Linked DNA regions of Homo sapiens: region 2 is linked to region 1. A link is an interaction called in ENCODE POLR2A ChIA-PET data of the cell type or tissue named here. Cell type or tissue: PC-9. All regions are shown on one strand. Each heading gives the region's core, and the rest is flanking DNA. Links, peaks and the distances in the headings are about the cores only.

Region 1 (15,556 bases), core at 5,894-9,893:
TATATCAAGGGACCTAGCTGTTTAAATATTTTATTGCCAACAAATTTCACAGACAAGTACTTCTCTCCCTCATGGAGGCTAAGGTTTCTCCTGGGTTTGATATTAGAACTTGCTGGGTGTTTGGGCTTTTCCAGGTTGTTATGAAATAGCTACTGCTCCAGCATGGGTCTTCGTGATTGACTTTCAGGCACAAGTTAAGCTGCCTTTTTGATATGGGAGGTAGAAAGAAAGTATTTAGGCAGATAGGGTAAAAGAGTCCTCGGCAAGGCTTTCCTTCTAACAAAAATCAGCCCGAGAAATTATTCTCTTCGAACAAAGAGCAGCCTGAAAAATCGAGCTGCAGACATAGATAAGCAAGGTGGAAGCTTGCCCAGGTGAATGCCAGCAGTTGTGCCAAAAGAAAAGGGCTACCTGGGGGCCAGGTATGTTCAACGTGGAGGCCCATCTTCCCCTTTCTTTGTCACCATGTGTAGAGTAAAGGAACAGGCAACATGGCGCCAGCCGGGTAGATGACCCATCTGCATAATAAAAGATCAGGATGCGGGTGGCCAGCTTTTCGTGCCCTATGCAAATGGCACACCTAGTCCTAACCAGTTTGTCGTGCCTTATGCAAATGGAACACCTGGTCCGACCAATCTTTCGTCCCCTATGTAAATCAGACACCGCCTCTTCAAGCTCATCTATAAAACACACTGCATTTCACCTCAGAAGCAGAAACCCATTCAGGACCCCTTTCTCTGCAGGAGAGAGCTCTTCTATTTCTTTCACCTGTTAAACTTCTGCTCTAAAGCTCACTCATTGTGTATCCACGTTCTAGTTTTCTGTGACGGTGAGACAATGAATCTCGGGTATTTACCCCACACAACAATGCTACTTCATTATCATTTTGGAAAAGCCAGTTTTCTTTCCTATTTTGGCTCTGGGAAATGGTGGGCCGGTTCAGTCCTCTGTCCCGTGGGTTCCCCGTGGAGTGAGGATGGGAGGGGTGCTTCCATTGTGTGCCAGTTACTCTTGTAATCCCCAAGACTCCCACCAGCCCATTACCACACAGGTTAGAGGCCACAGATGTTACGTACCTTTCCAGATTCCTCTTGTAATTAATGTTGTGGAAAAGTTTTTCTGAGGCTATAATTCCTGAAGGGAAGTTAATAGTATGTGTTACAAAAAAATAACTCTAGAAGCAGGAATCTGTGAAAGGATTAGAATAGCTACATTGATAAATCTGGCTTCTCTTTTTCATTCATCACATCTGCCATGACTGGCTCCCATGTCAACTGTTCATGACTCTTTTCAAAGTATCATTTTCAAAAAGTTAAAATCATGGCTCAGGTCAAAGGTTTAATTCAATTCATTAATGATGGAACCAATGAGACAATAAAGTGTTTCAAAGAGCATTGGAAATGTATAGGCATTAAAAAAGAAGAGTGTTTGAATGAGATTGCTAGGTTGGATACAAAACTGCTCACTGTCCTACAAGGCAATAAAACTATAATCTTTGGGAAAATGATTTGCATCTCTACTAGACATTATACAAGTTAACAAGTAACTTCACAAAGTCTGGGATCTTTAGCAAATGGTATATAGCAAGTTATACAAAGGTATCTTCCTATGGAAGGCCCTGGGGTGGGCTTATAAACCAACACACTATTATGACATTGAAAGGATATCCTGAACTCTCCTGGCCTTATTTCCAAGTTCTGGATAATTTTTCTTAGCACTTTTGTTATTAATCCTTCCCTGCTCTATTTCCATCCATTATGAAGATGGTCAGAAGAATGTGCTGGCAAGTAGATTTCACAATGTGAAAGTTTTCAACACACACCAGAAATTCAGAGAATTGAGATGCATTTTGGAGTTGGGGTAGACGGAATAGGGGAGGGGGACTGAGGCAAAACTAAACAACAAATATAAGTGGGTTTTTTTTCTTTTTAAACTGACTATACCTCTAGGTTTAAAGTGCTTTGTCATAATCTGATAAACTACTTTGGGAAGCAGTTCATCAACTGCATTTTGACTTTGAATAACACATGGAGAATGCACATGCTCATTTTTTCATAGATAAGAGCCTCTTGATTTATCTCATGTTAATTATGCAATTCTATAAATGTTAATTGGTAACGGGCTAGGGACCAATTTGCAGAAAACAGAACAATAGAAAGCAAAGTGAAAAACTGAGGTTTGGAGCCAAGCTCAGGGTGGGGGAAAGTGCTGGGAAAAGGAAAGAAGAGGAGTTAGAGGTTGTGACCTCCTAGAAGCAACATGACATTGAACAGTTAGAACGGAAGCTGAATGAAGGTCTCTGGAAGTGGAGGAAAGCCCCTGGGTATGGAGATAGGGGTCACAAAGAGCAGCAGATTCAGAAAGAGAAAAGCTGTGTGGAGTTCCAGGGCAGCCTGGATATCAAGCTGTGTTGTAAGAGTTAGCTGAAAAAGTGTTACAAAGCGGTGACATTACCAAGGGGGCCAAGGTGATGGGAGCAGTCCACCCTCACCTAGGCAGCGTATTGTATCTCTGTAATTTTTCAGAAATTCTGGTGGATGGTGATAATGAAAAGCAAACTGACTCTTAGTTTCATTGTTGTGTGGAAATTAACAAAGACCACCCAAAAGAAAACAAACAGAGTCTCTTTATTCAGAGCAAGGGAGTCAGCCATCATCACTTGCAGAGACTCCAAGGTGGGCAGAGGAGTAGGAAAGATTTATGGTAGGAAAAAAAAGGCTCCGAGTGTGCTCTGATTAGAGATTGCTGGCATGGGGAAGCTGGAGGTGAGGTAATTAGAAATGGGGCATCTTACGGGATTGATTTGGGGAGCATATTTGCCTTTCTCTGGTTGGTCCTGAGTTGAAAGTGGAGGTAAAAACTAGGGAGGCTGGCAGTCATTGACCAAGTCCTGACCATTCTTGGCAGAGATTGTTGGTTAGGATTCTGTTGTCATATATGATCTGACCATTGTCCATTTGTATATGAGATAGCCATTGTCTGTCAGTCTCTCAATTGTTTCTAAATATTCTACTTGCATTCCTTTATTGCCTGCACCTTAGCAGATGGCTCTCTTGGTATGCTGCAACTATATAGAGATCTGACTGTAGTTGTATTAAAGTTGTACTGAATATGGATCAACGTTGTTGACAAAAAAGAATCAAACTCTGTAAAATATTTGAAGAGATTTATTCTGAGCCAAATATGAGTGACCAAGGCCCAAGGCACAGTCTCAAGCAGTCCTGAGAACATGTGCCCAAGGTAGTTGGGTTACAGCTTGATTTTATACATTTTAGGGGGACAGAAGTTACAGAAAGACATCAATTGATATATGTAAGGTGTACATTAGTTCAGTCTAGAAAGGCGGGACAATTGGAAGCTGGGGGCTTCCAGGTCATAGGTGGATTCATAGGTTTTCTGATTGCAAATTGGTTGAAAGAGTTAAGTTGTTATCTAAAGACCTAGTATCAGTAGAAAGGAGCATCTGGGTTAAAGTAAAGGGCTGTGGAGACCAAGGTTCTTATTATGCAGATGAAGCCTCCAGGTAGCAGGCTTCAGACAGATTCGATGGTAAATGTCTCTTACCAAACCTAAAAAAGTGCTATAATCTTAGTTAATCTTTCCTGGATCAGGAAAAGACCTGGGAAGAGAAGGGCATTCTCTGCAGAACGTAAATTTTCCCCACAAGAGACAGCTTTTTAGGGCCATTTCAAAATATGTCAAAGAAATATATTTTGGCGTAAAATACTTTGATTTCTTTCAGGGCCTGCTATTTGTCAATGTGATGCTATACTAGAGTCAGGTTGGAATTTAGTTTCTTATTTGCTACAAAGAGTCTGCTTTGTCAGTCTTAAGAGCTCCATTTTAATGTTAATGCTGGTCAGTTGTGCCTGAACTCCAAAGGGAGGAGGGTATCATGAGGCCCATCTGACCCTCCCACTTCCCATCATGGCCTGAACTAGTTTTTCAGGTTTACTTTGGAATTCCCTTGGCCGAAAGGGAGGTCCATTCAGTTGGTTGGAGGCTTAGAATTTTACTTTTGGTTTACAATGTAAAAAAGAGAAATCTGATTTATCTGGTAGCCATATTCAGGACATCCTGGCCATGAAGACACTCAAACTCTGACACAAAACCTGGGTTCTGGTGATGCATAGACTGAGCTATGATATTCCTGGCTTGATCAGTCTCCTGCACTTTTAACTTGTAATTCTCAGTAACTCTGCAGCCTGCCTGCACATTACTATGACAACCACAATCTATTAAATCAGAATCTCTGGGCATGGGCCCCAGGAATCAGTAATTTTTAGAAATCCCCCAGGCGATTGTAATGTACAGGAAGTTTGAGAATGAGCGCTCTAACCCTTGCTACTTAAAGTCTGGTTCCCCAGTCACTGGCAACATCTGCAGCACACAGGAGCTTGTTAAAATTTCAGAACACTGGGCTGCACCCTCCACCTTTGGAATCAGAATCTGCATTTCAACTAAGCTCCAGGTAATTAGTATGCGCCTTGAAGTTTGGGAAGCACTACTGAACAATTGGTTCAGTGTGGTCTCTTTGTGAAGAGGAGAAACACTAGTATTATTTCCCATTTTGCCACCCAAAGAAGAGATCTCTTCTCCCTGCCTTCATCTCATCAACTGACTGTAAACATTGCTAGAGGTGACAGCTCAGGCCTTCTTCTCTTGGAGAAACTGAGCAATTAGTCACCAGAGCTAGACTTTTAAAAATTAAAAGGTATAGTGTGGTCATGAACAGTGCAGTTGCTTATCACAATTCCCAAAAACTTAAGGAAAAAAGAAAACCGAGAGCAAAAGCCACCCCTACCAAAAAACAAAGTTGTCTTTTTTTTTTTTTTTTTTTTTTAAGACAGAGTCTCACTCCGTCACCCAGGCTGGAGTGCAGTGGCATGATCTCAGCTCACTGCAACCTCTGCCTCCTGGGTTCAAGCAGTTCTCCTGCCTCAGCCTCCCAAGTAGCTGGGATTACAGGTGCACACCACCATGCCCGGCTAATTTTTTTTATTTTTTAGTAGAGACGGGGCTTCACCATGTGTGCCAGGCTGGTCTTGAACTCCTGACCTCGTGATCCACCCGACTTGGCCTCCCAAAGTGCTGGGATTATAGGCGTGAGCCACCGCGCCCGGCCCAAAGTTGTCTCTTCCCAGGAAAACATTTTAGGTCAAAGAGTCAAAGGCTATTCCATTAGATTACCAAAACCCTTGAAGTTTGTTAAATAAATTAGTGTCAATAAAAAAAACCTCTGATTATTTCATGTTTTAAAAGCATTTCTAAGGAAGAAAAGATTCAGGGTGGGAATAAGTAATAATGAAATATTTGTATTTGTCCTTCTGTATGTGGAAGAGCTCACATCCAAGAACAAGATATTCTTAAGAATATCTTAAAACTTATTGACAAGGGTCTTAAACTGAATTAGGTAAGGCATGGATATTTCTCTAGAACCCCACCCCCACACACAAGAAACAGTCTAAGACTTCTTATCACATCTCATAAAAATTGTGAAGTCTACTTCTAATGAAGAAGTTAAATTGTGAGGATATGGTGTAAGGAAATGACACCAGATGCTAACTCCAATCCACAAGAAGTGACGATAACCAGAAGTAATAAATATGAAGGTTAATATATAACAAACTCTGTAAATATATACTTGCTGTCCTTTCTTCTCTCAGCCGCTTTAAAAGACATAAGATTATGTAAAGCAATAATTATAACAATGTATTTTTAGGTTTCTAACATATACAGACATGGTATATATAGTAGCAATAGCACAAAATAGGGGAAGGGAATGGAGCTATATAGGAATAAAGTTTTAATATCTTACTGGAATTAGGTTAGAATATTAGGAGTGAATTATAATAAATTAAGATGTATATTGTAAGCTGCAGAGCAACCACTAAAAAAAAAAATTAAAAAAGTTAAAATGTAATTAAAGGAATTAAAAGGATACACTAGAAAATATCAACTTACTACAAAAGAGAATAGTAAAGAAGGAAGACAGGAACAAAAAATACCTGAGACATGTAGAAAGCAAACAAAACAAAATGGCAGACATAAATCCAACTGTTTCAATAATAACTGTAAATGTAAATAGATTAGACAATCCAATCAAAAGGCAGTGATTATCAGATTGGATAAAGAAAACAAGATCTAACTATATGCTGTCCACAGTAGACACACTTAGGATTCAAAATTGTAAGGGCATGTTCATGTCTAAGGATTGGAGTCTATGCTGCGTGTGGATGAGTACATTTGATCTACTGTGTGTTGGGCACTGAGGTACAATGATTTTTTTTTTTGTCTTAACTATAGCTCTTTTGTATGAAAGATCCTAACCCTCTAATACCAAGACAATTTCAGCTCTTTCAGTGAGCATCCTGGAACATTCAAATATTATTCTCTCCTAATAAGTTCAAAGAGGAGAAGGACAAGATGAAAAGATGAGGCTAGAAACTATCAAATTATAATTTTCAAGAAGTTAAAAACATAGTTATACCTACAATAAATGAACATGTTTTGAAGATTTATTTAACTCACAAATGAAGGAGCCAGTAGGATGGTATAGCTGGTCCAAAGGAGAATGCTTAATCCTTAAGCATTTATAGTCTCTGAAAGAAAGAATGCTGAAACAAGATCTCCAAGCTAGAGACAAAAATGCTTAATATCAGATGGGGCAGAAAACCCATAATACTTTTCTAATGGAAAGAAATCATCTACATCTCTATCTGACAAAATCTCCTTCCCATCTCTTTCAGTTTATCAATTTTTTACAAGTTGTCATCTAATTTTATAAAGTCTTGGGTCTAACCAAGTAAATAAGAAATCAAGTTTGCCTACATTAACTGTACCTTAGGTGGGCATGAAGATAATGTTCTAGTATGACATGGAAAGGGCACACTATAATCTTTCTATGATCTAAGTTTTGGAAAGTTTTTCTTAAAAGCAGATTCAATTGTGAAATACTTTTTAATACGACAACAACAATCGCATGGCTAGTATTTACTACTGGCTCCTTTCCAGGCACTCTATTGAGCACTTTACATACTTTACTTCATTTCCTTCTCCTCACTCGAACAGTAAGGGATGGGTGTATAATGATTCCCTCCAATTTTGGATGAGAAAATTAAGGCTCAGGTAAATTAAGTAAGCTCCCCAAGGTAACACATCCAGTAAAAGGTGTAGCCAGGATTTGAACTTGTGGTTTCTTACTCCAAAAACCTTTTTGTATTTCAAAAAGAGATTTTCTAAAATGTCTTTGCATCCACAATAGTGCCTTGAATGTAACATGTATTCAATATGTGTTTCTGGTGACTTAATTGAAATTTCAACCAATACAAGCCAAAAAAAAAATTAACAAATAATTTTTTAAAGTCTTCCCTTTTGAATTTCTGTACAATTTCTCCTTCCCCATAGAAAATTCTTCTCTTTAGCCAGATTCCTTCTCATTCCCTTTAGGTAAAGATGCATAAAATTATACAATGATTGTATCACTCCAAAATACTCTGCAAGTTGGGAGCATGTATGGACATAAATCACTCTTTATCACAAAGTGCTGGCAGTGGAAATGTACTGGCTCTTCTTGTCACGGGGGTTAATTTTGAAATTCCATCATCTCTTTCAGCAAGGTGTCTAAAAGTACTTCATGGACAACAATCATTCACTAGATCACTTGAGGAAGTGAGTGAATATAAACTTAAATTTTTTTTTTTTTACAGATGGCAGACCCAGATAAGCTAAACAAGCCCAGGGTCACAGAGCAAGGACTTGAAAGAATGCAGAAAAGAAAGCCAAAGTTTTTACTTGAAACTTAGAGTTTAACTATTGAACAATCCCTGCCAAAGTTGTTTTCTTCCGTTTTAATAAGTCCTTTCTTAAGGAAAAATAATGACTTAAAGACAGCTGGTTATAAATGGGCAGTGAGAAAACACTTCAGAAAAAAGAATATCTGAAACATGTTTGGCAGTGACAATTTTCTTGATTCAAACAGTGAGTGATATTTGTATTTCCACATGAGTGACCACGTTCAACAAGATGTAATTGCCAAACACCTGGCATGTGTCACATACTCTTAGCTAAAAACAGAGCCATGGGAATCAAGAGCCCATCTGTGATCATGTACTGGAGAAGGACTGAAGTTAATAATCAAAACGAGTCTGTCTAGATGTTCTTTTCCAAAAACTATGCACTTACACTTACAGATCTCTTTCCACTTAAATAGCTTGAGTGTGTGCAGGTGTTCTGCAAGACTTGTGTTGCCATTGTTGTCAAATTCAATCTTATCTTCAGAAGCAGCTTAGTAATGAGCCAAATGAACAATCTGATCATTCCATTTCATGGTGCACATCATGGGAACACCTGGGTTGTGTCCCAATAAACAGACATATGACAAAGGCAGGGCAATGGCGAGCATGGCACTGGCCCAATTTGTCCTTTCTTCAGAAAATTACAGAGCTTGTCTGTATTTGGAAAAGGCCTTGATATACAGGCCTGAGCTAGGGCAAGAGGGGACAAGGAGTGAAGAGGACAAAGAAGTAATGCAACAACATCAGAAGCTTCTCAATCAATCAGAGCAGATGGTTTTGGGGGCCACGCAAACTATTTCACAACTATTCAACTCTGCTGGTGTCAGGAGAAAGCAATCATAGATAACGCATAAACAAATGGGTGTGGCTGTGCCCTAATAAAACTTTATTTACAAGAAGAGATGGCTGGCTAAATTTTGCCTGCAGACTATAATTTGGCTACCACTGAGTTAGAGGAATAGACGTCCAAACATAGCTTCACCTTGAGCTTGAACATTAAAACTGCAGATGTCATGATCTGACCTGGGATTTTTTTTGCCCTCTCAACACATCACAGAAAGTAGGTGTTTTCAAAATCTTTTTTTTCACATGTAAGTAGATTTACACAAACTGAACACATCCATGTAACAAGCAGCCAGATTTCAAAATACAGAAAGAGCAATACCAGCCCCTCAGAAGTCCAACATTATGTCTGTGAGACTCATCCCTGTTGCTGTGTGTAGTTGGAACTCATTCAATGCTATTTCTGTATAGTGCTCCACTGTGTAAATATTCTATTTATTCATTCTATTGCAATGGACATTAGATAGTTTCCAGTTATTTTGCTATTATGAATAGTTCTGCTATAAAAAGTCTAATCCATGTCTTTCAGAAAATATGCAGTCATATGTCACTTAATGATAGGGATATGTTCTGAGAAATGCATTGTTAGGCAATTTCATCGTTGTGAGAACAACACAAAGCAGACTAACACAAACCTAGATGGTACACCCTACTATACACCTAGACCATATGCTAGAACCTGTTGCTCCTAGGCTACAAACCCGTACAGCATGTTCCTGTACTGAACACTGTGGGCAACTGTAACACAATCGTAAGTACTTATGTATCTAAACATATTTAAAGATAGAAAATGTACAGTAAAAATATGGTATCATAATCTTATGAGACCACAGTTGTATATGTGGCCTGTCACTGACCAAAACATCATAATGCAGTGCATGGCTATATGTACAAATATTGTTAGGTCCATATCTAAGAGTGGAGTGGCACTGCTGGGGCAGGTTTAGTAGACTGTTTTCTACACACTGTTTTCAAAAGTAGTTTGCTCAAGTGGTATATACCCCACTGTGGTATGTGAGAGTTCCATTTTCTCCACATCTTTTCTAAGCAGTATTTTTCATCTTTCTCATTACAGACATTCAGGTGGGTGTGCGGTGGCATCTCATTGATGTTTTTATTCATTTCCCTGATAGCTAATGAAGTTGAGCAACTTTCATTGAGATTATTGGCCATTTGGTTATTATTATTATTCTGTAAAGTGTCTCTTCAGGTCTTTTGCCTATTTCCCTATTGTGTTGTTTGTCTTTTTCTTGCTGATTTTAAGATTTCTTTTTCCGAATTCTAGTTGTATTGCTGTGTAACAGGTTGCTTAAAACAATAGTGTAACAATAAACATATATTCTCTCTCACATTTTCTGTAGGTCAGGAATTGGGGAACAGTTTGATTGGGCTGGTTCTGGCTTGTGATCTCAAGCCAGATGTCAGAGATTGTCAGATGTCAGCGGGGCCTATAGTCATCTAAAGACTTGACTGGGGCTGGTGGATCTACTTTCAAGATAATGCACTCACATGGCTTATAAGTTGGTGCTGGCTGGTAGGAGGCCTCAATTCCTTTCCTATGTGATTCTCTTCACAGGGCTGCTTAAGTGTCCTCATGACATAGTGGTTGGCTTCCCTAAGAGTAAGAAATCTAAGAGAGCAAGGCAGTAGGCACAATACCCTTTGTGTGTTAGACTACGAAGTCATATACCCTCATCTCCGCCATATTCCACTGGTCACACAGACCAGCCCTGATTCAATGTGGCACTACACATGAGCACAAATACCATGAGGGGAGAACCCTTGGAAGCCATATTAGTCATGGTTCTCCAGGGGACAGAACAAGTTTTTTATATATATATATATATATATATATATATATATATATATATATATACACACACACACACACACACACATATATGTATATATATGTATATATATTTATATATACATATATATTCATATATATGTGTATATGTATATATATATATACATATATATGTGTATATATATACATATATATGTATATATATATATACATATATATGTATATATATATACATATATATATGTATATATATATATACACATATATATATATGTATATGTATATATAAAGGGGTTGATTGGGGGAATTCGTTCATACGATCACAAAGGTGAAGTTCCACCATAGAGCGTCTGCAAGCTAGAGAACGAGAGAAGCCTAGTAGTGTGGCTCAGTCCAAGTCTGAAAGCCTCAGAGCCAGGGAAGCCAACAGTGTAACCCCCACTCTGAGGCTGAAGGTCAGAGAGGCCCAGGAGGCTCCTGGGGCAAGTCCCAGAGTCCAAAAGGCAAAGAACCTGGAGTCTGATGTCCAAGGGCAAGAAGAAAAAAATGGCATCCTGCTCCAGAAATGAGAGCGAGGGAGCAAGAGCCAGTCGAGTATCCCCCTTCTTCCACCTGCTTTGTCCTAGCCCGGCCCCCCACCCTGCATTGAAGGTGGATCTTCCTCTCAGCCTACTGACTCATGCATCTATCTCTTCTGGAAACACCTTCACAAACATACTCAGGAACAATGCTTCACCAGCCATTTAGGTATCCCTCAATCCAGTCCAGTTGACACCTAATATTAACCATCACGGGGGCAATCTTGGAGGCTGGCTACCACATGAGTCAGTTATATCAAGTCATTTTTGGAAAAGAAAGAAAAAAAGGAAACGGTGAGGAAAAAATCCTTTGGGATGTGCTTTCAATCATGCTAACATGTCTTCCCTTCTCATCTGACTACTTAGCCATTCTTCAAAATTCAATTCAAGTCCCCAGTGCATCAGTTTCCCTGTGGCTCCACGTTTCTGTGCTTAGACATGCAGAGTGACATGAGACATTGCCTGCCAACTGATACAGATTTCAGAATCCCCAGAGGTTGCTGGCCCCCACGATATTCTGTTCTACTAAGTCATGCCTGAAATCCTGCTTTGGTGCTTTTTTAATTAAGATTTTAATCCTCTTTTAAAGCAAGCATCTTTGGGAGGGTGTAGTGCTATGAGTCATTTATCCCGTAGTTATTAAAGGGTCATCCAAGAGATGGTTTTCAGGTTGCAGAGAGGCACCAGGCACCTGAGAGGAGAGGAGGAATTTCTCAGCTGAATAAGGGGAACCTGGCAACAGGTCTGGGACTGAGAAGAGCCAAGAGAGGTGGTTGGGAACAAAATTTAAGGAAATATTTGCTCTCAGAGTCATGCAAGTATGGAGTCGGCACCTGAGAATGAACACCCCCTTAAACTTTGCATGGTAGGTACCTGGGCTCAGCCTGTGTACACACAATCATGGTAACAATCCCAGGGCTAACAACTTTAGGTAAAATGACTAGTTATTGCCATTTATCGGCGGTTTAATATGATTCAACTTAATATTTATTTACTAATTTACTAATTGTCAGGCGCTTTGCTCAAACAATTATTAATCCTCTCAAACCTCTGCAAAATAGGCATCGTCCCCATTTTATAGCTAAGGAAAGTGAGGCTCATCAAAGCTACAAAATTCGCCCAAGTTCACACAGCTGGTAAGAGTAGTCCCAGAAATCCAAAGTAGGTTGGCTTAAGTCCTACCCCTAGGCTGTTTCCCTCCCACCACGTTGTATATGTCTAGAGGAAGATAGAAATTGACAGCTATGGGTGTGGTGTAACTTGAGGCCAGCTGAGCAGAGGTTTACTCTATTATATTAGCAATGACCTGCAATGACCCACATTATACAAACATATTCATGCCACCTTTTAAGTGAAGCATAAACATTTGTGTCTGCAGAAGATGGCATGGGCAGAAGGAACTAATACAAAGTTCTCATGAATGAATAACTGCAGTTGAGAGAGATGTTATAGATGGAGCAGGGCGGATCTATGTCCATAGAGAGCTGCAAAACCTTTCAATAGAAATTTCTGTTTCAGGACCAGTGAGCCAGTCTAGTCTTTGTCCATTTCCTGTGAAAAGGAAAGAAGATTTTTTTATTTTTATTTTTTTTGTATATGAGAAAGTGATTTTACAGATAAGCATAGCTATTGTGAAATTCTGTTTTGAGCCGTAAGAGCCACAGCAAATTTTAACCTGCAAGAAAAGAAATGCCATTTTTTAGTGGAATCACTATCCTTTGATTTTTAGAATGAATTTATGAAAGTGTAGGTCAAAATTGCCAAGTGGTGGCAATTTCATATGGTACAACCTAATACATAATCAAGAGCAGGGTCAGCAAAATTTCCCTGCAAACGGCCAGACAGTAAATACTTTAGGCTTTGCCAGTCAGAAGGTCTCTGTTGCACTACTCAATTCTATGAAAGTAACCGTGTAAAATATGTACACGCATGGGCGTGGCTGTGTTCCAATAAAACTTTATTTATAAAAATGGGCAGTGGGCTGAACATGGCCTGCAGGCCATAGTCGGGCAGCCCCTGATCTAGAGGCAGTACTCAAGTGTAATTCAGTATTTTTCTTTGCTCTTTAATATTTTGATTTTTTTTTGTTTTGTGGTCTTGTTGTTTTTCTTTTTTTCGTTTTTTTTTTTTTAATTGTACTTTAAGTTCTGGGGCACATGTGCAGAATGTGCAGTTTTGTTACATAGGTATACACGTGCCGTGGTGGTTTGCTGCACCCATCAACCTTAACCTACATTAGGTATTTCTCCTAATGCTATCCTTCCTTCTTTTTTAAAAAACAAGTTTTTAAATGCTAAAGTGATGAGGATAAAAAATATCCTAGACAGTGCAAAGCGTCTTTGAAGGGTAGAGAAATGGTTTGGCCACAGCGCACACAATTTAAAGGGCCAGCTGTTTTCACTCTGCATTGCTAGCTGGAAGAGCCATCCGGTCTCATAACAAGTTCCAGGCTTCAATTTGGTATTTCAAAAATAGAACTTGTTGCTGGAACATCTCTATCTTTAAACATTTGGAGGGGATGCTAAATAAATCATGAGCCAAATATGTCATGTGTCCAATGCTATTGTTAGATAATACATGAGAACCTTTGATTTATGTGTATAACTATGTGATCTTGTGTATGCATATAAGAACACTGTATGGGGAATGAACGCTGAAAGAATAAATAAATGAATGAATAACATAGCTATACCTGAATGCACTAGAGGGTACCTGTGTGTGTATATTGATTCAAACTGACATTGTGATCACTGTCACAGGCTTAGATTCTCGATCTGGTTTCCCCATTGAACCTTAGGCAAATTTTTGGACCATATCATAGCTCCTTCCTCATCTACAAAAAAAAGAGATTAGATGAGATCGGAGGGTTGCAAACTCAGATGCCTCCAGGGGCCACGCTGATAATACAACAACTAAGCATTGTATAAGACAACAGACAGATGTTAAGCTGATTGTGCTATAATCTGCTTTTTGGTTTGGCCTATTAGAACTAGGTAGAGGACAAACAGTACTACTTGCAAAGTTCATATTTGGCCCGTGGGTTACCATCTCCTGACCCTAGGAACTAAAGTAAGGTTTCTGCACTATTGATATCTTGGGCCAGATACTTTTTTCTTTTGGGGGCTGTCTTGTGCAGTATAAGATGTTTAGCAGCATGCCTAGCTTCTGCTTCCTAGGTCCCAGTAGGACTAACTCCCACCTTTCCAATTAGTGGCAATCGAAAATGTCTCCAGACATTGCCAAGTATCTCCTAGGGGGCAAAATCACTCCTGGGCTAAAACCACTGATGTTTTGAGATAACTATGCAAACATGGGTTTTGAGGCATGGACGATATAGTGCTACTCAAAGTGTGTGGTCCCCAGACCAACGGCATCAGCATTATTTGTGCATGGGCCGTACTCATCCTGTACCTACAGACTCAGACTCTGTGGGGGTGGGGCCCAAGAACCGGTGTTTTAGCAAGACCTCCGGGTGACTCTGATGCTCACTGAAGTCTTAGCGGCATTGGAGTTGATTCTTCGGGGAGCAGTTTAAGCTTTTCTTCCCTCTTGAATGGAGGTGAAGGTAATGGGAGTGATCAGGATTCTGACAGGCAGGGTGGAGAGCAAAATGCTGGGGGAAGAGAAGAAACAGGGTTCCACATGGTTTTTCATCAATGAGAAGGGGAAGAAGGGAGTGGAGGCCTGATTTTAGTGGCATTGTCCATTTCCTGTGAAAAGGATTAATGGCCTTTAAGGATTTTAAATAACATGGGGTTCCGGAAATGAACTTTATTCACCATTTACCTGTGTACAGTAGTCCCCTTATCTGTAGGGCGATAGGTATCAAGACCCCCAGTGGATGTCTGAAACGATGGATAGTACCAAACCATATATATATATACATTGTTTTTTTCTTGTACATACATACCCATGATAAAGTTTAATTCATAAATTAGGCATAGTAAGAGATTAACAATAAATAGTAATAAAATAGAACAATTATGACAATATATTGTAATAAAAGTCACATGAATGTGGTTTCACTCTTCCTCTCAAAATATTGTACTGTACTTACCTATTTTTGAACCGTGGTTGATTGACAGTGGGTAACTGACACCTCGGAAATCGACACCTCCCATAGGGGGAGGCTACATATAGAATCCAGGCTCTCTTCATACATTTGGGCCATGTATCTATAGTGAGTTGATGCTAATCACAGTGACTGCCACTCCAAAATAAAGCCCCACACATGACTGCGACTCCTCCACCTCCTCTGCTTCTGCTGATAGAAACTCACATTCTTTTTTTTGAGACGGAGTCTCGCTCTGTCACCCAAGCTGGAGTGCAGTGGTGAAATCTCAGCTTACTGCAGCCTCCGCCTCCTGGATTCAAGCGATTCTTTTTTTTTAACTTAAGTTCTGGGATACATGTGCAGAATGTGCAGGTTTTTTACATAGGTATACATGTGCCATGGTGGTTTGCTGCACCTGTCAACCCATCATCTAGGTTTTAAGCCCCGCATGCATTAGGTATTTGTCCTAATGCTC
Region 2 (15,556 bases), core at 4,320-8,319, 170 kb after region 1:
GAAAGTAGATCAGTAGTTGCCCGGGTACTGGGAGCGGAGAGGGAGGGATTACCAAGAGGCATGAGGAAGTTTTAGGGATGATAGATAAGTTGATCATCCTGATTGTGGCGACAGTTTTACAGATGTGTGTATACATCAAAACTCACCATATTGCACATTTTAAACAGGTGCAGTTTATTGTTTGTCAGTGATGCCTCAATAAAGCTGAAGACTGCAAAAACAGTACATTTTAATGCATCAATCAAGAACTACCCTTTGAGTGCCCAACAGGCAGTCAAACTATTTTGATTCTCGCTTTCCTTTTCTGTACCTCATCAGTATCTCAGCAGAATTAATTAAGTAGGCACTCAATGAACTGGTGTTATGAAGTGCATTTATGCTTGTTGTGATACATCTTAAGTTTTTATTTCAGAAGCAAAAGTACCATCACCATGATCCATAGACCTTTTGCGTTATAACCAACTTCTCTATCTCTATTTTCCCTAGGATAATTGCTTTGCATTGTTTTATTATTTATTCTACAAGCATTTATTGTACTTTATGTTTATGAATTATTTTTCAATTTCCTCTGATCTCTTTCAAATTCTGATACTGTCTTGCAAGATGCTAAGTACTCAACTCCCACCCTTCCAACTCCTATCCTCTTCTCTTAATAAGCTTAATATCTAGCAAGCAGGTTTTCTCTCCCAACATATAAGTCACTGGTAAAATGATGAAGAACACCAGACCCATGAAGGAAGATGAGGGGGAATTTCCAAGGCTGTTTACTAAGAAAGCAAACCTCTGTCATTGAGATCCTGTAGGTTTGCCCCAAGTAGGGGTTACAATCTAAAAAGAGTGTCAGTTTCCACTGGCTTTCCTCTTGTTTTCCACCTAACTAATGAACTCGCTTCAGCTCAGGGTGAAGGGATATACCAGAAGCAGGACGAAGTGCTTAAAGTGAGAAGATACATGAAATGTTAATCTTCGCTTGACATAAACCCATCTCATTTTTCTACTTGGCATTCTGTGTAGGCTTCACCTTTTCTCCAGATGGTGCAGTCAATTGTGTTTGGGCCATTCTCACATGCATTGTGGTTTCCTAGTTCACACTCGTGGTTGTTTCATGACCTGATATGCCAGTGAACTATCTTCCTTTTAAGATATAGTTGGGCCACATTTTCATTGCCCCTACATCCTTACTTTTTAAATATTGTATGTGAAATCATCTCCCTCTAGTGAGCCTAGCGAAGCCATGACTATTTAAGGAGACAGCATAAGCTCTACACTATAGAGTCGTAGGTTTGAGTCCCGGCCTTGAAATCTTCTAGACGTCAGGATTGCTGATGATCTCACAGCCAGTTTTTCTATCTGCAAATCAGGGCTGATAATACCAACCTGCATTTCTTAAAACGTAGAATTTTATTGATGCTAACTCATATTTTTTATCTTATTTTTAAAATGAATGTCTTTCCTGTGGACCAACCCATATTTTATACAAACATCAAGAATAAGCCATGTCCAATGCTGAGGAATGGCTGAGCAGAGGGTTCCACTCAGTCTCACTGGTAGAATGAGTTTAGTTGCTTGCCTTTGGGAAGATCCTAACTTCTTAATTTCAGCGGTAGTTTTATTTGTGCTTTTGGTTTTGGGTTTTTCTTTCTTTCTTTCCTCTTCCACTTGGATGTGTTACCAAGCCTAAAGGGTCTTGTTGGAGAGAGAAGTAAATCTCAGATGTTGTACTGCTATTGATCTAATTACACAGAAGAACTCTGGGGTCTGTTAGGCATTTTATTAATTGTATTTAATCTAAGACAATGGGGAAGTCTGGTGGTTTCCTTGGAAATACCCAAGTTCAGATATTTAGGTCATTGATTTTCTGCAGCTTTCTTACAGGAAATTAAACATGTGTCCAAGTGATTGAAGTCATGTATTCAAGTCAGCTTTTGCATCCCTCCAATCACTAACTAATAACCTAACTGGTACTTTATGGTTGTCAACCACTAACTAATAACCTAACTAGAACTTTATGATTGTAAGTACTGCAGTCCAGGTTGAATTGGCTTTGTAGATAAAATGGCTTTCTATGTTTATTCCTACAAAGATCTTTCTCTCTCTCTCTCTCTCTCTCTCTCTCTCTCTCTCTCTCATATTTTTATAGAATGGTGTACAACTATGATCTGCTGAAGATAGCAAGAGTGACTCTTATTATCTCCTGTACTATGATCTGTGCATCTTTTCATTGTTGAGAAGAAAATTCTTAAGCCACAGTGAGAGGGTGGAACAAGCTCCATTTCCTGACAATCCATACTCTCTCCTAATTGTGGCTAGACAAGGGACAGAGAAGACCACTTTTTATTCTGGTTACCAGACCCACTCCCAGCACCCATGATGTCATGCCAATCAAGTTTTATTTTTACACATACACACATACACATATGAACATACAGAGTTCTAAATTATTTTCAAACACCAATCAACCTTCATAAATGACCACCCACATAGGAGTTCAGAAAGTCTTCTTTTGCAACAGAAAGAAGATCACCCACTAGTGGACGTGACAGCAGGTTGAGATCAGAAGGAATGGAAAACTCATTAGCTGCCTATTGAATTCAAAGGAAAACAGGTACTTCCCTCTGATGTACATGCATAGGAGATCAGTTAGTTCCGTTTCATGTGTAAACACCAACTGGCTGTGCTCATGGTAAGACTGGAAACAGGCACAGGCCATCCTCCTGTTCTCCCCTGGAGGGGGAGGAAAAGAGAACAATTTGGATGAAATGTGGAAAGAGTGAAGGGAGGAGAAAAAAGGAAAGACTGACAATGAGTGTACTGGAAGGGACATGATAGGTCCCTTAAGAGAATGCCCTATATTAAGGATATGGGGTGTGAAACAGGAAAACTGCTGGCGTGGTAAACAGCTGGCTAAGCCCCCTGAACCGGGTGGATATATTTGCTTTTGTCTAGTTGTCCAGCACTGCTCAGTGAATCATAGGGACCTCCAGGGCATTGTAAACTGTTTCCTATCATGCAGGGTGTTCACACCTTCCCTTCATATGGGACCTGCAGGCCCATTCTTTATCAGCTATGGGGAAAGGAAGTTGTTTGTCATGACTTCAGATATACTCCAGACTTCTCTTTCCTCTGAAGTTCTGCAATTCCAAGATTCCAGATAGGTTGTGGCATGGAAACCAGCATGAAGGAGCCCACAGAACTACCAGGAAGGAGAATAGGGAGGAGTCGTTGGGAAGAGACAAATGGTACCGGGGCTGGTTGAGGCTCTGTCTACACAACAAAATAATTGGCTAAAAAGGGAAAGACGCGCCAGGCGCGGTGGCTCATGCCTGTAATCCCAGCACTTTGGGAGGCGGGCGGATCACAAGGTCAGGAGATCGAGACCGTCCTGGCTAACACAGTGAAACCCCGTCTCTACTAAAAATACAAAAATTAGCCGGGCGTGGCGGCGTGTGCCTGTAGTCCCAGCTGCTGAGGAGGCTGAGGCAGGAGAATGGCGTGAACCCGGGAGGCGGAGCTTGCAGTGAGCCGAGATTGCGCTACTGTACTCCAGCCTGGGCGAAAGAGCGAGACTCCGTCTCAAAAAAAATAATAATAATAATAAAAATAAAAAAATAAAAAAGTGAAAATAAAAAGGGAAAGACTCATTCAGTTAAAAGCCTATTATTGTGTTTACTTGACACCAAATCCCTGCTTTGACTGACTTCCCTTCCCTTCCGCTGAGCTGTTATTGGACTGAATTGATCCATTGTGGCTTCAGCATAGAAAAAGCTTCAAAGCAGAATTTGTGTAGGGAGTCAAGTCATGGAAATGTGATGCCCAAAATAATATGGTATCAGGAGATGAGTGAGAATTGGAACAGTTTATGGAAGGTCGAAAGCAAAACTGAAAATAGGAGTCTTAACTCCAGGGCTGGTTCCCCGGTCTCAGTTTAGTACATCCTGATCATGTCCAGGTTAAAGTGCAGATTGGCCTCATAATTTTAGAATCCTTGAAAGCTGGCAAGTCCTGTTCCAAGGAATTATCCGTTTCAGGTAAACAAGCTGTTATTCTCCCAGGGATATTTCCTTTCAAATTACTCTTATCTTTTCCCTTGGCCAAAGGGCAGGACAGCAGTAACACTAAAGCAAAGCAACACAAGAGCATGGAATCAGCAGCCCAGGCCTTCTCTCAGTGCCCTTGGTGCACTCAGTACCCACGGCTCTTCAGTCCCTGCCCTCCCTTGCTAATCCATCATCTCCACCTGTTCCTGGACTGGGTCTCCCTGTCTATGTTTTTGGTGTAGGGCCTCTTTCCTAATCCTGCTAGAAGAGTGATAGTTCTAAAATGATCATAATAGTCACACTATGCTATTATTATTATGAATCATCAGAGCCCTTCATTCCCTTGCTCTAAACCTTCCATTAGCTGCCCATTGCATGAGAAAAAGATCCCAGTGATATAAGGCCAATGGGTGGGGCCTCATCAGCCTTCTTCATTGCTCACACGCCATGACCGCCCATCAGTCACTGTAGGTCTCCTCTCCTTCCCTGCGACACAGTGAGCAGTCTCCCACCCTGCCAGGGCCTTTGCACTTGCTGCCTCTCAGCCTGAGACTCTTTGTCTTGGGCATGGTGGTGCACCTCTGTGGTCCCAGCTACTTGGAGGGTGAGGCAGGAAGATCCTTTGAGCCCAAGAGTTTGAGGCTGCAGTAAGCCATGATCACACCACTGCCCTCCAGCCTGGGTAACAGAGGGAGACCTTGTCTCTAAAAAATAAATAAATACATAAAGAAAATTAAGACCAACAAGAAAGAAAGTTTAAAATGCAAGATCAAGCATTTTTCCTTGCTATTTGGAGATGTGGAACATCCAAGTGATTTGAAAGAAAAAAAAAACTTTCCAACGTGTCACAGATTTGAAGAGCATCTCTTGCCTGGCACAAAGTACGAAAATGTCCTGAGCTGCCTGTGTCTGGAAGTCTGGGGTGGGGGAGGTGGGACCTTGAGGGAAAGGCAGCTGCCAACATCTGTTGAGAGCCTACCCTGCACACTTAGTCTCACCTGGTTTGAAAAATTCCCCTTCAGTCTCCTCAGTGATGACCCTTCATTAGCAAGAAAAGGGAACTAGCTCAGATTTCTCCGTGGGCCACAAGAATCTGTCTGGTGAGAGAGAGCATATTCATCTTCATCTGCAAGAGACAGTAACTCAATTTGACCTTAAAGAGACTTCCCTCCCACTCACCCCCCTACCCCAGGATTCTTTTCTGCCTTTGTTTCAGTACTATCAAGCACATATCCTAGAAAAATTTAAAAAACATAAAAATCAAAACAAATCATAAAAAGACTCTTACAGCATAAGACATAAAGAAGCTAAGCCACGTTTGGATGTGTACATTCAATTGAACATAATTTAAGAATCTTCTCCCTTGGATCACAGAAACAAACATTGTCTATCTAAGCTATGGAATGCAATGTCAAAATTTTTGTAGGGTTCACTTTGAGATTTGCTTCCATCTGTTAACAATAGGGAAGAAAGGGAGGAAAAGAGAAAGAATGTGGCTCTGTTGTCCCAGCCCCCGGGGATTGCAGTTTTGCTCCTCTGCCACCCCTGCCTTGCTCTGTGGTCTCAGAAAAGTTACTGACCTTTCCGTGCCTTAGTTTCCTCTCTGTAAGATGGGCACAATGATACTGAGACCTCAAAGTGCTTTTGTGCGGACTAAACACAACCTATGACAAACGATGTCATTCTGGCTGGGTGCAGTGCTCAAGCCTGTAATCCTAGCGCTTTGGGAGGCCGAGGTGGGAGGGTCACTTGAGTCCAGGAATTCGAGACCAGCCTGGGCAACATACTGGGATCCTGTGTCTACAAAAAGTAAAAGATTATCCGGGCATAGTGGCGCACCCAGGGTCCCAGCTACTCGGGAGGCTGAGACAGGAGAATCACTTGAGTCCAGGAGGTCAAGGCTGCAGTGAATTAGGATCTTATAATTGCTCTCCAACCTGGGTGACAGAGTGAGACCCTGTCTCCAATTTTTTTTTTAAAAAGTCATTATTAGGAGAGAGAAGGAAGTTCTCTTGGTTACTACAATCAGTTGATAAGAGGTATTGTAAAATCATGGAGTCGTTACATCTGAAACCGACCTTAGATTCCAACTCCTCATTTTAAGAATAAGGAAACCAAGGCTGGAACATATGAACGACACAGCATTTAGACACAAAGTTGGGTTGTGTCTATACAGCCTGAAGCTTTTAGGATGTTGAGAAAACATGTTTTCAACAGTATATTTTTATAATACATGTCCTTTCTACTGATTAATTTAGTAACATAAAAGAAATGCTTTATAGAATGATTTTTATATATAGTTCACTAGACATTTTTTCAGAAAAAGATACATATTTGAGTGAAAAGACAAATTAGTGTTTTAGAGTTTCTTTTAGAGCATTCCAGCTTGTTGCTAGACTAAACTGGATGGATTAAAAATGGTCTCTTAAAAAAAATCTCATCCAATCGGTTACTGCTTTGTGATTATAAGTTTGTACAATCTTTTTGAAGTTTTTCTCACCAATATATATAAAATGCAAAATAGTTAAGCTTTCTGAGTGAGCAATTCCATTCCTGGAAATATATCCTACAGAATTTCTTGCATCAGTGTACATGATTCAGTACAAGGATATTCACTGTAGCATTGCAAACATTCCATAACTTAAAATACCCTTCAAACATCTCTCTCTCTTTTTTTTTTTTTTTTTTTTTTTTTTTGAGACAGAGTCTTGCTCTGTCACCCAGGCTGGAGTGCAGTGCTGCGATCTCGGCTCACTGCAACCTCTACCTCCCAGGTCAAGTGATTCTTGTGCCTCAGCTTCCCAAGTAGCTGGAATTACAGTCATGTGCCACCATGCCCACCTAATTTTTTTTTTTGTATTTTTAGTAGAGATGGGGTTTTGTCATGTTGGCCAAGCTGGTCTCGAACTCCTGGCCTCAAGTGATCTGCCCACCTTGACCTCCCAAAGTTTTGGGATTATAGGCTTGAGCCACTGCACCCAGTCAAACATCTCATTTAAAAAAAATTTTTAATGAGTATGTAGTAGCAAACATCTGATTTTAATCGATGTTTAGCATTCCATTTTGTTTACCATAACTTATCTGACCAATGTCCTTTCACTTGGCTATTCAGTTTATTTCAAACTTTCTCTTACTACAGTTGAATACTATGAATATTCTTACAGGGAGTCCTCGTGCAGAATAGATTATCTGAACAGGGAAAAATGATGAAGAGTTGTATATCTTATATTAGAACACATACAACATCACCCGAAGAGTGAAAGAAATGGCACAATTAGTGAGTTAATAAAAAACCGCTGCATGCTGCATGGTGTCCTCAAATAACAGAAAGAGTAGCCCCAAGGCATTGAAAGCCACTAATGAATAAAGGAATCATCCTAGGATTGGCCAAGAGTCATTCTAGCTGCAGATCTGTCAGAAGCTGATTCGGTGGTGATTTGTGGAGAGAAACCTGTACCCCACAGCACTGGTTTTTAAACTACCCCAGTGACAAGCACATATAGAGAATTTACTGTGTATGAAAATTCTGATATTCTTTGCCCAGGGTACAGAAAAAGGAAACGTAATGTTGGGTGGGGGGATTGTTGGATTCTATTTTTTTTTCTTTCTTTCTTTTTTTTTGAGACAGAGTCTTGTTCTGTTGCCTAGGCTGGAATGTAGTGGTGTGATCATAGCTCACTGCAAGCTCAAACTCCTGGGTTAAAGTGATCCTCTCTTTTCAGCCTCCAGAGTTGTTGGGAGAACAGGTGCATGCCACCATGCCTGACTAATTTTTTTTATTATTATTTTTTGTAGAGACGGAGTGTCACTATGTTGTCCAGGCTGGTCTCAAACTCCTGGCCTCAGGCAATCCTCCCGTCTTGGCCTTTCAAAGTGCTGGGATTAGAGGTTTGAGCCACTGTGCCCAGCAAGGTTCTAATAAGACAAATGGAACTGAGGATGACAAGTAATAGTAAACCTTTCTTTTTCATCATAGACGTTTGAACATGTTTATGTCCCCAAAATTGAATCCATAGTATACCCTGGTGATGGTGTTTCTAGGACCTGTGAGTAGCAAAATTAGTGTAAAAATGTATTTTAGAATGGAATTATTAGGTGTAATCAGTGATATTGTAAATTAAGGGAGAAAACAGAAATAGATGGGTCGTTTGGCCTATACTGTGTCAACTGCTCCCTCACTGTGCCATAGAAAAACATGCCAGCATAGAGAATCTCAGTGGGGGGAAAGGATGCAGATCGTTGGAAGCCCAAAGTGTGTGGAAATACTCAAAATGATTTTTGACATATACACGTTAAGTCAAACTTATCAAGTCAATTAATCAATTTATCCATTGGAGAGATATTTTATACCAATATCTCTGTACCAGTTTAGATATAACATAGAGAGAGTAGTAGAAAGGGCTTTTAAACAAAGGATCATTCTTTACATCAGTCATAAAAATAAAAATTTAAACAGAATCTATACTATCCTACAGCTTTTAGCAGAAAGGATTTACAGCTGGTGGCTTTAAGAGAGTGAGTTTCTCCTTCCTTGTCTCTTTTTGTTTGGTTGTCATGGGAGTCTATGTTTATGGGGAAATTCTGAATGTATTTGCTATAAGGAGCTATTTCTGATTTCTCTCTCTCTCTTTTTTATTTTTATTATTATTATTTTTTAGAGAGACAGCTCTGTGGCCCAGGCTGGAGTGCAATGGTGTGATCATGGCTCACTGCAGCCTTGAACTCCTGGGCTCAATTCATCCTCACACCTCAGCCTCCCATGTAGCTGGAACTATAAGCATGTGTCGCCACAAGCAGTCAATTTTAATTTTTTTTTTTTTTGTAGAGATGGGGGTCTCACTATGTGGCTCAGGCTGGTCTCAAACTCCTAGCCTCAAGCGATCCCCCTGCCTTGGCTTCCCAAAGTGCTGGGATTACAGGGGTGAGCCACTGCGCTCGGCCCCAGTGATCTTCAGAAGTAAAAATGTCTGAGACGGGGTGGGCTTACTGAATGTAAGTTAAGCAAAAGCACATTAAAAAAAATTAGATTCAGTCAGATACTTTTTGGAGACGTATTCAAAGCACTGTCTGTATAAGGCTTTAGGTGGAACATTTTAATTCTGTTGAAATGACTCTTACAATTTGAAAGTCTACCTGAAGCCTTACCATTTTGGAAAACACGCAAAGAATAACTACCTAACCTACTCAGGGAGGCTAGGGAAAGATGAAAGTATGTGTGAAAATAGTTGTCTGATGGTCCAAGAAGTGGATTATTCAGAGAACTAAGCCTACTTCCTAAGTACAGGTAAAGACAAAGGAAGCAATCCTTAAATCCCACTTTGCTAAATCCAGGCAATACTGCAGAGAAGCACACGGCTGTGAAGTTGCAAGTCCTCGCTCCACTCTGAGAAGCTTACTTAATCTCTCTGGCTGTCAGTTTCCTCATTTGTAAAATGGAAGACAAAAATCTCTATTTTAAAGATGACTGAAAGGATTATGAGATACAGTGTGTGGCCAGTGTTAGTCTGAAGTAGCTGGTCAATAAGAGGGACCGAGGCTGGGCCCAGTGGCTCACGCCTGTGGTCCCAGCACTTCGGGAGGCCAAGGCGGGCGGATCACTTGAGCTCAGGAGTTCGAGACTAGCCTGGCCAACATGTTGAAACCCCGTGTCTACCAAGAATGCAAAAATTAGCCGGGTATGGTGGCACATGCCTGTAATCCCAGCTACTTGGGAGGCTGAGGCACGAGAGTCGCTTAAACCTGGGAGGTGGAGGTTGCAGTGAGCTGAGATCACGCCACTGCACTCTAGCCTGAGTGACAGAGTGAAGGACCTGTTTATTTATGCCCAACCTCTGTCCTCATCCAGGTCCAATTCCCACCAGCCCCTAAATAGCTTTGCTCCTCAGCATGGCCAATGAAAAACTTGGATGTCGCTGAATGTGTGGTTGTGAACAATTCCAGTCCATCTCTGCTTTATCAAATCACTCTGAGCACTGGTCAGAATGGTAGAAGTTCATTATTATTTGCCATGATAGACTGGCCAGCTAAGAAACAGATGATCAATTCTATATCTTAGATGTTTTGTAATACACTACCATGCATACTGCACTTTGTCAGATACTCTGGAATACATGCAAAAGTTAAATATAGTAGAAAGAAGACCAAAAAGAAAATAGTCATACAACAACAGCAAGATGTGATTTGGGCCCTGAAATGAAGGAGAAAGACTGGCATTTATTATTTCCTATAATTTTGTTTTTTGTCTGTTTATTTTATTTTGAGACAAGGTCTCACTCTGTAACCCCGGCTGAGTGCAGTAGCATGATCACGGCTCACTGCAGCCTTGGCCCCCTCAGGCTTGAGCGATCCTCCCACGTCAGCCTCCCGAGTAGCTGGCACCACAGGTGTACACCACCACACCAGGCAGAATTTTTTTTTTTTTTTTTTTTTTTTAGTGGAGATGTGGCTTTGCTATGTTGACCAGGCTGGTCTTAAACTCTTGGGCTCAAAAGATCCTCCCACCTCGGCCTCCCAAAGTGCTGGGATTACAGGCATGTGCCACCACATCTGGCCTGGTCCCTAGAGTTTTAACATAACATGTGAGGATTCACCTGACCAGTTCTTTTTTTGTTTTGTTTTTTAGTCCCATAAAAGATACTAATGTTATTTACACAGTTCTATTAATAATAATAATAATAATAGCTAAATGCATTCAATGCTTACTGTGGGCCAGGCATTGTACTAGATGCTTTGCAAGCAGGACGTCAGTAGTGCTCCCAACAGCACTTTGAGACTAGTATCGTCATTCCCATTTTAGAGATGAGAAAATTGAGCCTTGAAGAAATGGACTCACTTAACTCTATACAGCCAGGAAGCAGGAATACTGCCTTTGGAATCCAAATCTGACTCCAACTCCTACTTTCTTTTCCCTATATCACTTCACACCAAGAGAAAGGAGATGCTTAGGATGTTGGGACTGGAAGGTACTTGCCATCTCGTCTAGCCTCCTCTCTCTAAGGTTGAGGAGGAAATACTTTTTCTAGGCTGAAACAGAAAGTGGTACCTGACTTAGTCCATGAAAGGCAATGAATGGTGGGAGATAGGTGTTCCAAGGAGGCCTGGCAATGGTGATAAAAGAAAAACTTTAGCCAAATTAAATGTAAAGGTATTTAATTGAGCAATGAACAATTCCTGAATCGGGCGGCCCCCAGAATCACAGCAGATTCACAGAGACTTCAGTGCAGCCACGTGATGGAAGAAGATTTATAGACCAAAAAAAGGGAAATTATGTACAGAAATGGGAAATGAGGTCCAGAACGACTGGGCTGGTTACAGCTCGGCATATGCCTTATTTGAACACAGTTTGAACACTCAGCGGTGTATGAATGGTTGAAGTATGGCCACTGGGATTGGCCAAGACTTAGCTATTGTTACAGGTGCATACTACTAAGTTAGGTTTTCAATTTTGTCTGCCTATTAAGCTAGGCTATAGTTTGTCCACAAGGACTCAAATATAGAAGTATGGAGTTCTTCTCAGGCCATATTTAGTTTGTTTTAACCATGGTTTTCCCCCTTTAAAATGCTGACAACTGCAGAGCAGTATTTTCAGAGTATCCGGAGTATGTCAAAGACCAGTCAATATGAATGGCCTGACAAGAGTGATATTCTATCCTACCATGAGCTTGCATTAGAGAGGCCTCAGACTTTAATCCAGGCTGTGAAAGGCCAGGATAATATGTAACTAAGTGAGGCAATGGAGTACCTTCCCCTTAACGAATGGGTTTCCTAAGAAGTCTTCGGCATGAACTTCATCCAGAAGAAATGAAGACACAAGAAGATAATGCACTAGTTGCCACCACAAGTCCCTGCAGTGTCCCCTGCCTGGGCCCTGCACTCCATCATAACAGGTGAGGGTCCTGCCTTTCTTACATTTCCCAGGTAAGATGATCAAAGTTAAAACTTTGAAACTGTCTTCCATCCCCCCGCAAAAGGAACTCAGTAGCCACAAAGGAGGCAATGTCATGTCATTTACCAGCCTCTAAAGCCTGCCCCAAACTCAGTAATTCACCAATCCTGAGATTAAGGGGAACAAAGTAGGTCTGTTCTCTTTTTCCCTTTTTTTTTTTTTTTTTTACTTCCTTGTGCACTGTGTCCCACCATGAGAAATAAGCATGTAGTTTCACTTCCAGTGTGGTCAACGGGCAGAATGCTAAGATCATGGCATTGAGAGAGACTCCAAGCCTGGGGAAAGAGCCTAGAATGCCACCCACTGTGATGAAAACAGCCAGCACTCACAATAGTGAGGGGCCATTCGATATGGGTGCACCTATCCACAGTGCCTTCAGTAGGAGGGAAACAATCTGCCTTTTATAGCCATTTAATCACTGAAGCAATGCAAAAGTCATTAGATATTTACTGAAGATTCTCACCAGTGTCAGACTTGAGATTTGAACTTGAGATACCTTTGAGAATACAAAGCTTACATTTGATCCCTGCCCTGGAATGCTTAGAATCTAATGGAGAGATAAGAAACCAAACCTGGAAGCTTAAGCAATGATGGAGAATGAATAGAGTAGCACAGATTTGCACTGCTAGAAGAGTAGAATCCCCAATATTTAGTATGGCACAATGGTAAGGAAATTGAAAACCTGGGATTTAGTCTATATTTCCTAAGTACAAAATGGAATAAGTTTGTAAAACCATGCAATGTTTCTGGTCCAGATTTTTTTTTTTTTTTTTTTTTTTGAGATGGAGTCTCACCCTGTCGCCCAGGCTAGAGTGCAATGGCACGATCTTGGCTCACTGCAACCTCTGCCTCCCGGGTTCAAGCTATTCTCCTGCCTCAGCCTCCAGAGTAGCTGGGATTACAGGTGTGCACCTCCACACCCAGCTAATTTTTGTATTTTTAGCAGAGACGGGGTTTCACCATGTTGGCTAGGCTGGTCTTGAACTCCTGACCTCGTGATTCACCCGCCTTGGCCTCCCAAAGTGCTGGGAGTACAGGCGTGAGCCACTGCGCCCAGCCCAAGATTTTTTAAAGTTATAACACAAGCAAGATATCTAAAGTCACTTAAAATAATTTTTTTTAAAAAAAACAAAAACCTTGTGAATGTGTGAGACTGAGGGGAAGAAGATAGGAAAGCCCTGGAGACCTGTGTGGCTGGTGCAGACACTTCCAGAAGGATTGTCATGGGAAACAAGGAAAGGAGAGAAGAAGGCAGGAAGAGAAGCTTCTTCAGTCAGGAGAACCCTGAATGCTGGGTGCAAATGATAGCATACATGCGGGTGGGCAGTGTTTCCTGGGCTTTCAAGCATTCCTTCCCTTTGATGACTCATCTGTTTCTGTACCTTCTATTCCTCAATCACGAATTTACATCCATTCTGTCTAATTAAAATAGCTAACATTGATGGAGCATTTTATAGTATCAGGCACTGTTCTGTGGGCTTCATATGTTGCCTTACTTAATTCTCACACCAAGAATATGGCATATGTATTACTACTCTCTCCGTTAAAGTTGAGAACACTGAAGCACAGAGATGTTAATTAACTTAGTCAAGGCCACACAGTTTGTTAATAGCCCAATCTGAATTTGAACTCACACGGTGTGATAAGGAAAGCCAACCTCTGTCTGCTAACCTGAAAGACCTTTTTGCCAAAAAAAATCTAGATTTTTGAGCATTTATCCAATGAGATATCCAAGAAGTCTCTTCAGTTTTTCACTGTATCTCACATGTGTGAACCTAGCCACAGTATGACTTATCTGCAGAAGGATAAGGGCAAGTTATCATGTCTCCTGTCAAGGTAAAAATGTTGTTTCACAATTCCCTGGCCGACCTTCCAGGCAAATTTGCTGCAAAAACAGTTTTTGTGGGGTTTGTAGCAAAATTATATGATAAGAAGGACACGAACCGAATTCCTTTTTTAAAGGACTATGCTGGTTTTTGTAGCCCCTGGCTGTGTAGTGACAACAAATGCATGCTAAGGGGCAGTCCCTGGTGAGTACTTATCTCTTTAACCTGTTTTAATCTCCAGACAAGTCAAGAGCCTACAGAGGGGTAAAGGACATGTGACATACTCAATAACATTATCTATGAAAAGATATTCCCACAATTTTTTTAAAAAAAGCTTTATTGTATTTACAGGGGCAAGCGTCCCATTCTTCTCCCTATGCCAATTTCACCGTGCAGTAGAGGTCATTAACTTGTGTAATATGGAGGAACCAAGAACGCTGCTTCCTCATTACAGCAGAAGAGACAGCAGCCCCCAGCTGTTATGAAACAGTGCTGAGCTTCACAACAGGAAGTACGATCCATGGCCAGTAAATAATGCTGCCTTCCCTTCCCTTTCAGTAAGCCTCGGAACTTCCTTATCCTTAGTTCCAAATCCTTTTACAGATGTTTACCTGGGAATTTGGATTTTTCTTCCCTTCTCTTAGCTCCTTTGAGGAGCCAGACAGTGTCATTGACCTCTCGCTTCATGTTAATAGTAAGCTAAGGGGAAAGCCACAATATGTCTGTTGTTCTCAGGAAAACCTTGAAAACACAAGGGAGAAAGCCCACTGTCTGACTATACCCATCTTTTTCTCTAAATATTTTGAGTTGGACTCTATCAACATCACTTTGCCCTTGAGTCAGAGTTTCTCTTTGAATGTACCTTGACACACCCTGTTCAAAACCAAACCAGGCAGCCTGAATCAGGCAACAGTATTTTGTATGTAAGTTTCTGCAAACATAGTCGGAGGTATAAGAAGAGCGCTGTAAATAGCTGCCTTAGTTCAGCAACTACAATCCATGCCAGATAAATGGGGGGAAAAATACTAATTCATCTGTGACTAATTCATCATGAGAAGAGGAGTAAAGGAGTTTCCAAAAAACTGTGCAGCTAATAACATATCATTCCTACATCCAAGAATGTGCCATTACTCCAGAATTTCTGTTGACAGGTGTGTCCGTTTTCTATTGCTGCTGTAACCAATGATCACAAACGAAGTGGCTTAAAACAACACACACATTTTTTAAACTTTTATTTTAGGTTCAGGGATACATGTGCAGGTTTGTCCTATAGATAAACTACATGTTGCAGGGGTTTGGTGTGCAGATTATTTTGTCACCCAGGTAATCAGCATAGTAGCCATAGGTAGTTTTTCAATCCTCACTCCCCCGCACCCTCCACTCTCGAATAGGCCCCAGTGTCTATTGTTCCCTTGTTTGTGTCCATGGCCACACGTTTCTTTTTGTTGTTTTTTTTTGAGACAGAGTTTCGCTCTTGTTGTCCAGGCTGGAGTGCAGTGGCGTGATCTCAGCTCACTGCAACCTCCAACTTCCGGGTTCAAGCAATTCTCCTGCCTCAGCCTCCCAAGTAGCTGGGACTACAGGGATGCGCCACCACGCCAGGCTAATTTTGCATTTTTAGTAGAGATGGGGTTTCACCATGTTGGTCAGGCTGGTCTTGAACTCCCGACCTCTGATGATCTGCCCACCTTGGCCTCCCACAGTGCTGAGATTACAGGCGTGAGCCACTGCGCCCAGCCCACACATGC

Evidence for each region. Peaks named below come from ENCODE experiments on the same cell type or tissue, not always from the same donor. Only the 100,000 strongest peaks of a DNase experiment are listed, where the experiment ranks them.
Region 2: POLR2A ChIA-PET joins it to region 1 with 9 read pairs; 2 of 35 experiments call an interaction of 5 or more read pairs at or near these places.

What each region holds. Positions count from the first base shown.
Region 1 is chrX:13,187,007-13,202,562 of GRCh38, reverse strand. No RefSeq gene overlaps it. Among named protein-coding and RNA genes, the nearest start is that of LINC02154, 110 kb to the left of the region's middle. In PC-9, for the core only: no CTCF peak of the experiment used is centred there; DNase peaks (open chromatin) are centred at 7,622 and 8,192; H3K4me3 peaks cover 503 bases; H3K27ac peaks cover 3,853 bases.
Region 2 is chrX:13,012,667-13,028,222 of GRCh38, reverse strand. No RefSeq gene overlaps it. Among named protein-coding and RNA genes, the nearest start is that of FAM9C, 24 kb to the left of the region's middle. RefSeq lists enhancers at 14,413-14,582, 14,693-14,772. In PC-9, for the core only: no CTCF peak of the experiment used is centred there; a DNase peak (open chromatin) is centred at 6,642; H3K27ac peaks cover 737 bases.